3 separate regions of the Mus musculus genome follow, and all the other regions are linked to region 2. Evidence: chromatin loops called from intact Hi-C (ENCODE). Cell type or tissue: left cerebral cortex. All regions are shown on one strand.

Evidence for each region. Hi-C counts contacts between places; a loop is a spot of excess contacts. Peaks named below come from ENCODE experiments on the same cell type or tissue, not always from the same donor. Only the 100,000 strongest peaks of a DNase experiment are listed, where the experiment ranks them.
Region 1: a loop joins it to region 2, with 4 times the contacts of the local background. A loop is called at or near these places in 4 of 42 quality-filtered maps.
Region 3: it touches region 2 in a loop (2.1-fold over the local background); 2 of 42 quality-filtered maps call a loop at or near these places.

What each region holds. Positions count from the first base shown.
Region 1 is chr1:104,768,260-104,770,759 of GRCm38, reverse strand. Cdh20 (cadherin 20) reads right to left here and starts at 2,240. Exons shown (of 12, transcript NM_011800.5): 1 at 1,862-2,240. In left cerebral cortex, a CTCF peak has its summit at 1,280 (motif pointing right); DNase peaks (open chromatin) are centred at 1,359, 1,628, 1,845, 2,224 and 3 more places; H3K4me3 peaks cover 2,500 bases; H3K27ac peaks cover 2,500 bases.
Region 2 is chr1:104,224,930-104,227,429 of GRCm38, reverse strand. No RefSeq gene overlaps it. Among named protein-coding and RNA genes, the nearest start is that of Gm41924, 97 kb to the left of the region's middle. In left cerebral cortex, no CTCF peak of the experiment used is centred here; DNase peaks (open chromatin) are centred at 350 and 1,255; H3K27ac peaks cover 1,520 bases.
Region 3 is chr1:104,104,397-104,106,896 of GRCm38, reverse strand. No RefSeq gene overlaps it. Among named protein-coding and RNA genes, the nearest start is that of Gm41924, 220 kb to the left of the region's middle. In left cerebral cortex, no CTCF peak of the experiment used is centred here; a DNase peak (open chromatin) is centred at 1,075.

The sequences.
Region 1 (2,500 bases), 540 kb before region 2:
TAACATGTCGTAGTTTATAGACTGTCCTTTCTCAGTGTGCTCAAAGCACTTTCTAAAATACAAAATTAGACCATCTCCTGAGTAGAGTCCCATCAGAAAGACTGCTCAGTGCGTTGGCAAAGGGGAAATCGGAAGCACAGTAAAGGTCACCCCAAAGTCAGTGGCCACAGCCCAGCTGACTCTAGGAGCTTGATTTCATTTATCTATGTCCTACTTGCACACTATTTGTCTCTCTTTCTTCTTTGGCAGGAAAGGATGTGGGCAGCACAGAGGTTTGACCTCATCTCCTGCACGCAGTGACTGCCAGGACTTCCATAGTCCTGCCTTGTTTTCTGCTTCCTCAGCAGGGCCAAGCCTGTGCCCTGGAACAGATCTGATCAAGGGCTAAGCCAAGAGGGTAGCAACCAACCTCAGGTGTCCTTGAGGCTTCCTCCTAAAACTAAAGGGAAGGTTGCTCACACTAGGAAGCTCAAAAGGCTGTAGGGGTTCTGTAACTGGAAGCAAGTGAGTACCCGGGGCAGCAGAAGGAAAAGCTGGGTCAAGTATGGAGTTCAGGGTGGCTCTGCCTCCACCTTGAGAAGAGACAGGACGGATTGTGGATAGGGAAACAGTGCCTTGCATTACTGTTAAGACTTTCTGTTGTTTGTGCTGTTCTCAGCTAGATACAGTTCACAATCCTCTGCCAGGTCCCTGACACTACAATTCTGAGGCATTTGTTTTCTTTGATGGAGGCAAATCAGAGACCAGAGGAGGTCCGCTTACATTATGTGAGGGACAGCGCTTACAGACTCAATTTCCCTGCTATTATCAAAGTCCCAAACTCCAATCTTCCTGATGTCCAAGCATGTAAAAACAACGTTAATAATAATTGTTTTGATTTCACAGTAAACTCCGAATCTACGAATCTACCCAGCGCTTAACTCCTCTATTCTCGCGTGCCAGGGTTCCAGCCCCACTTCCTCCTCCCGTACATAAGCTCAGCTAGGAAATCACTAAAAGACTCTGGCGTTGCCTTAAAGCTGTAACCCTCCCCCCCCCCCCACCCCCTTCCCATATTCAGCTGCCACAGCTTGGAGGCCAGCAAAGCTTCTGTCTTAGTGCTAAGGACAGTTTGCGATATCGCGGAGGCATTTTCTTTGTAGATCTGAATGTTTCACCTTCTCTGACTCCTTTACTCGCCCCATCACCTCCGGGCTCTTCCAAACACCACCAGCAGGACAAGCAGAGCTCAAACCACCCGCGCTCCATTAAGAGCTTTCCCAGGGATTGCCAGGACTGTGAGACAGGAAATCCGGGGAGTTGGTGATGTCCGGCAGGTGGCAGGGACTAGAGTCACCACCACACCACATTCTCCTCCCACCGCTGAGCTTTGTTGCAGCGGCGCCTCTCATCCCAGAGCCAGGATCGGTCACTGGGTGCCTAGGATCCTCAGCTCTGAGCACAACTACCTCGTTGGGGACTCGGGCATCCTCTCCCTTGGCAGTATGGAGATGCTGGTGACCTCAAGGGAAGCGAAGCGCCCAGGTTAAGCGCTCTGGCACCCCGCGCTCCCCATGTCACCATCATCCAGCGAGCACATTCCAGTGCACAGCACCCTCCACCTGCCTGGCTATTCCGCTGTGCAGCAGCTTTCTTACACACAGAGCATGCCACTAGCTGAGTACATCCCTTCCTGCACCCTGTCCCCGAAAAGTCCCAGGAAGTGGAACCCAGGTCGGCAGGGAGGTCCCCTAGGCGGCGGAGAGTTGAGGGGAAGGCGCTAAGCAGAGCTGGACTGTGCACAGTGCACCTGGCTTCCCCAGAGTGACCTCTTGTGCCTGGGGCCAGATGCATGGGGACCGACGGGAGCCCTCAGCTTTACCTGGCACAGCCGGCGACTCTCCAGAGACGTGGAGACTCCGTAGTGGCGGGTGTCCAGCTCATATCGCTGCCTTCCTCATTGGGCGAACGGGTGTCCTGCCGAGTCCCTTCGCCTCAGCTCGCCTCTGTGCCCCCGCCCCACCCCCTTCCCCCCAAGTCAAAAGTGTCACAGCTTTACAGCCTTCGGATGTTTCCAAAGTCTCCGCTCGATCTCTGGCAGTGGAGAGCTGATGACAAGAGCAGCAAATCCGCTGATGCCCACGGCCCTCAGCTCTCTGCCAGGAGGGTGAAAAGAGCTGCCTGGTTCTTCTGGTCACCGTCCTTTAAGACCAGCGCGCGGTCCGCTTCTTCCCCTCCTTCGCGCGTTTTCTAGCCCGAGTGGCTGCCTCCTGCGTGTACCGCGGGTCTTGTTTCCCCGCTCATGAATATTCTGACAGAGGCTAATGCCGTTGAAGTAAATTGAATTAGCCAATTGGTGCCAGGAATGTGCGCTCCTTCCTTCTGAGGAGCTGTCTGGAACCACACCAGAAGAAAGCAATTAAAGTCCGGTTGGCACCCCGTGGTTTAGACCAGCGAGGGGCAAAATGGGTTAATTCTTTAAATGCAGTTTAAAAACCGCATTTAAATGTTTAAACTCCTT
Region 2 (2,500 bases):
CTTCCACTTACAGTTAAAGCTATTTTTCTCTTCTTTCTCTTTTTGGGATTCTTTCAGTTTTCTTTAACACTAAGTTCTGTTTTTTTGCCACTTAAAATTACTCTAGCAGATTAGAAGTATTAAACTTGAGTTAGATGAATAAAAGTGGTAAACACATTTGCCACTAGTGTAGTTGTGCTTTTACAGTCTAAGCACTACAGAGCAATGCCCATTTCCCACCCGCTGTGCTCTGCCTGTCAGATACTGAAACTCACACTGGTTGTTAGGTTTTTACGTACTCCCCACCTACAGCCAGACTTTTGCAAACCATCCACCATATACAATATTGAGCTACAAGCTGTTCTCAGAAAATCCACTCAAAATAGCGGAGGAGCAGCTGCTCCTGTGATATTTTCAACAGGAAGAAATTTGTATCTGGCATCACAGGCTGGGTTTGCATAGAAAGAGGCAAATGAAGCCCTTCATTTCAGCTGAGATCACTGGCCCCTCATTCTCTGACTCCAATTCCTGTATGTGGAAAATGTGGGCAGGGAAATGAAAAGATGGCTCTGGAAAAACTATGCCTCATTTTCTGTTTATTTGTATCTCATAGTTTTGCAGCTGATATGTACACGTAGATTAACAAGAGCTAATTTGAGGGCATAAATTAGTGGTTGGGTAGAGAGGCCAGTAGAATCCAATTAGCATTTTGTGAGTCATTTATCTAACATAACACTGAGTGGAAGGGCTTTAAGCACAGGAGGTATCATTAACATGCTGCACGCTACATCTTCTCTTGAAATTTAACGGCTTTAAGAAATTCTGCAAGTAGGGTTCAGTATCCTCAAACTTTTGAGTTCGCTATTAAAAGTCTCTTCTTGTCCCTTCCTTCTTGAAACTCCCCAGGAAGCATTTGACAGAACACTGTGGCTGTCAGTGCTGGAATGGAACAATTAGATTTCAAGGATGCAATTAGTCTAATATTAGAGCATTAAGAACTCAAAATCATGACATCTGAGACCAGGAAGCTATGAACTAGCAATTAAGAAACTACTTTGTACTTACTATTTCCCGGAAAGAATGTATTTGTGTATTTCCTGTGTGGCAATGTTTATTCACCATACAATTAGTTATCAGTTACATACTTGAGTCTCTAACTTGACTCTAGAAGAGCTTGAAATGCCGGGTACAAAGAATACTGTTGTAATAGCCATAAGGAGCGCACATTGCCAAAATTGTCTTGTGCTTCTGAAATAACTCTTATGCTGCAAATCAAACTGAGCTACAAATGACTACACTCCATGTGACATGCTGGGGGAATCACATCAAGAATTGTAAGTTATTAGAGATTTTACATGGGCACCATGTAAAGTTAAGGGAGTTCTGTTGTGATTTATCATTAATTAACATCCACTGCTTATATTTCCAAGTGTTTTGCTGTCACACTGCATGCTGTTGTGAAAACCGTAAATGCTATCAATATTCCTGCATTTATCTAAGCCCCAGCTGATTAAGGTGTGATTATTTGTCACCTTCTCACTTCACTATGAGATTCGGAATGAACATCACTTCTATCATAAATAGCCATGTAGTGAATTATGCTGAGTAACTGCTGATTTTAAGAGCTCAGGGGAAAACAGTACTATTTTAATTAAAAGAGAGGAAAGGAAGACTAAATTGAAGCACGTGGGGCTGCTCTCTGCAAATAAAAACAGATTGTAAAGGTTATGAGTTTCGAGGGACCAGTCATAATTTATTTTCCCTCACAGAGTTTAGATGAGGAAATGATGGTCTCTGGAAAAAAAAAATGGATGATCTCTGTTTAGGAGATAAAGACTTCCCATGACCTTTCCCCCATTGATTTCTCTGTCTCCTTGCTTTCCTCAGTGATACACAAATTTACACAAATATATACATGAATATAATTGTACTGATATTTATTATCTCTTTTTAATGTGTAACTTGCAGTTTTTTTTTCTGGTGTGCCAAAACAGGATTATTTTACAGAACAAGGCAAAGAATAAGCCCTCATCCCATAATAACATAATAGCATTATGTAGGCTATTTGAGGCTAAGAACCATGGAGACAACCTAGTCCGACATTCCATCATATGTGATTTTGATGTAGCTTGACACAAGTCCTATCTAATGTTATGAAGGTAAAGAATTGGCACTATTACACCCACTATAGAACTTAACTGCCAAGTGTTGTTTGTCTATAATGTAAATCACTGGTGTTTGCAGGATAGATATACTTTCTACCAGTTAGAATTAGTACAGCTTAGAAGCCAATGCTAATGGAGAAGCTAAGGATTATACAGAGATTCATCGTTGTAAGAAAGGTCACAGCACTAGACAAAGTGGAAGTGAACCTAATTTGATTCATGATTCTGAAAGTTTAGGGTGACACAGTGCTTCCAGTATTTTTTCTTATCCTCTGAATGTGTTGAGGTGATCACCAAAAGTATTTCTACTCCTGGGCCTAACAGTCTGTTGGCACAGAGAGCGTGTGTTGTAAAAC
Region 3 (2,500 bases), 120 kb after region 2:
CTGGAGGTGAAGTCAACAGGTTCTATTTGCCCCTTCTCTGAGCATTTCAGCTAAAGCCATCCCAATTGGGTCCTGGGAGTCTCACATTCCCTGGAGTCTGGGACCTTCAAGTGGCTATCCCCTGCTCCTCATCCCCCCTGCGACATATTATTGCTTGATTTAATTATCCTCTGTACCTCTCTCCCATCTCATCCAGTCCCTGATTTTGCCACCCTTATTCCTACCCTCCTGTCTCCCTCCCAGGATCCCCTGTCCCTCCACCTCCCACAATTATCCTGTTTCTCCCTAATGCAAAACTGAAGCATCCACAACCTAGTTTTCTTTACTTCCATGCTTCATATGGTCTGTGGGTTGTGGGCATTGTGAGCTTTTGGGCTAGTATCCACTTATTAGTAAGTACATGCCATGTGTATTCTTTTGTGTCTTGGTTATCTCACTCAAGATGATATTTTCTCATTCCATCCATTTGCATGTGAAATTCATGTACTCATTGTTTACATTTTTCTTTTCTTTTATTGGGTATTTTCTTTATTTACATTTCAAATGTTATCCCCTTTCCAAGTTTCCTCTCCAGAATCCCCCATCCCATCCCTCTGCCCCCTCCTACTATGTGGGTGTTCCCCCTCCCATCTGTCCATTCGTACTTCCATGTCCTGGCATTCCCTTAACCTGGGGCATCTAGCCTCCACAGGACCAGTGGCATCTCTGCACACTGATGCCCTAAAAGTCCATTCTTTGTTACATATGCTGCTGAATCAGTGGGTCACTCCATGTGCACTCTTTGGTTGGTGGTTTAGTCCTTAGGAGCTCTAGAGGGGAGGGTATGGGTCTGGTTGGTTGATATTCTACTTCTTCCTATGGGCTGGCAGACCCTTTCAGCTCCTTCACTCCTTTACCTAACTCTTCCATTGAGGAGCCCGTGCTCAATCTAATGGTTAGCTACAAGCCTCTGTATTTGTATGGTTCTGACAGAGCTCCTCAGAAGACAGTTATATCAGGCTGCTTTCAGCAAGTAATTCGTGGCATCTGCAATAGTATCTAGGTTTGGTGTCTATATATGGGATGGATCCACAGGTGGGGCAGTTTCTGAATGGCCTTTCCTTCAGTCTCTGCTTCACACTTTGTCTACATATTTCCTCCCACGAATACTTTGTGCATCCTTTTAAGGAATGAATCATCCACACTTTGAGCTTCATGTGGTCTGTGAATAGTATCTTGGGAATTCTGAGCTTTGGGGCTAATATCCACTTACCAGCGAGTACATGTCATATGTGTTCCATTGTGATTGGGTTACCTCACTCAGGATGATATTTTCTGGTTCCATCCATTTGGCTAAGAATTTCATGAAGTCATTGTTTTTAATAGCTGAGTAACACTCCATTGTGTAAATACACCACATTTTGTTGTTGTTGTTGTTGTTTTGTTTTGGTGTTTTTCTTTTTCTTTTTTTTTTTTTTTTTTTTTTTGTAGCCATTTCTCTGTTGAAGGACATCTGGGTTCTTTTCAGATTCTGGTTATTATAAATAAGGCTGATATGAAGATAGTATAGCATGTATCCTTGGTATATGTTGGAGGATCTTTTTGGTATATTTCCATGAGCAGTAAAGTAGGTTCCTCAGGTAGTACTATGTCTAATTTTCTGAGTAACTTCTAGACTGATTTGTGTTTAATCTCTATGTAGTTCTCCATTGTGTATATGTAACACATTTTCTGCATCCATTCTGCTGCTGAGGGATGTTTGGTTGTTTCCAGCTTCAGTATATCATAAATAAGGCTGCTATGAACATAGAGGAGCATGTGTCCTTGTTATGTATTGGAGCAGCTTTTGGGTATATGCTCAGGAGTAGTATAGCTGGGTCCTCAGGTAATATTATTTCCAATTATCTCAAGAACTGCCATATTGATTTCCAAATCGGTTTTACCAGCTTGCAGTCCCACCAGCAATGGCAGACTGTTTCTCTTTCTACACATCCTTGTCAACCTCTGCTGTCACCTGTGTTTATGATGTTAGCCATTTCTATTGGAGTGAGGTGGGATCTCAGGGTCAATTTGATTTGCATTTCCCTGAAGATTAAGAATATTGAACATTCCTTTAAGTGCTTCTCATTCAATCATTTAAGATTTCTCAGTTTAGAATTCTATATTTTGCTCTATATGTTACTCTGGGGTCTACTTTCTTGAGTTCTTTGTATATGTTCCATATTAGCCCTTAATCTGATTTAGGGTTAATAAATATATACATATTTCCAATCTATGGGTTGGCCTTTTGTCCTATTTTCAGTGTCCTTTGCTTTACAAAAACATTTCAATTTTATAAGGTCCCATTTGTCGATTGTTGCTCTTGAAGCACAAGTCATTGGCATTCTGTTCAGGAAGTTCTTCCATGAGTATTCCAGGCTCTTCCCCCGTTTCCCTTCTATTAGATTCAATGTATCTGGTTTTATGTGGAGGTCCTTGATCCACTTGAAATTGAGCATTTTATAAGGAGAAAAGAATGTGT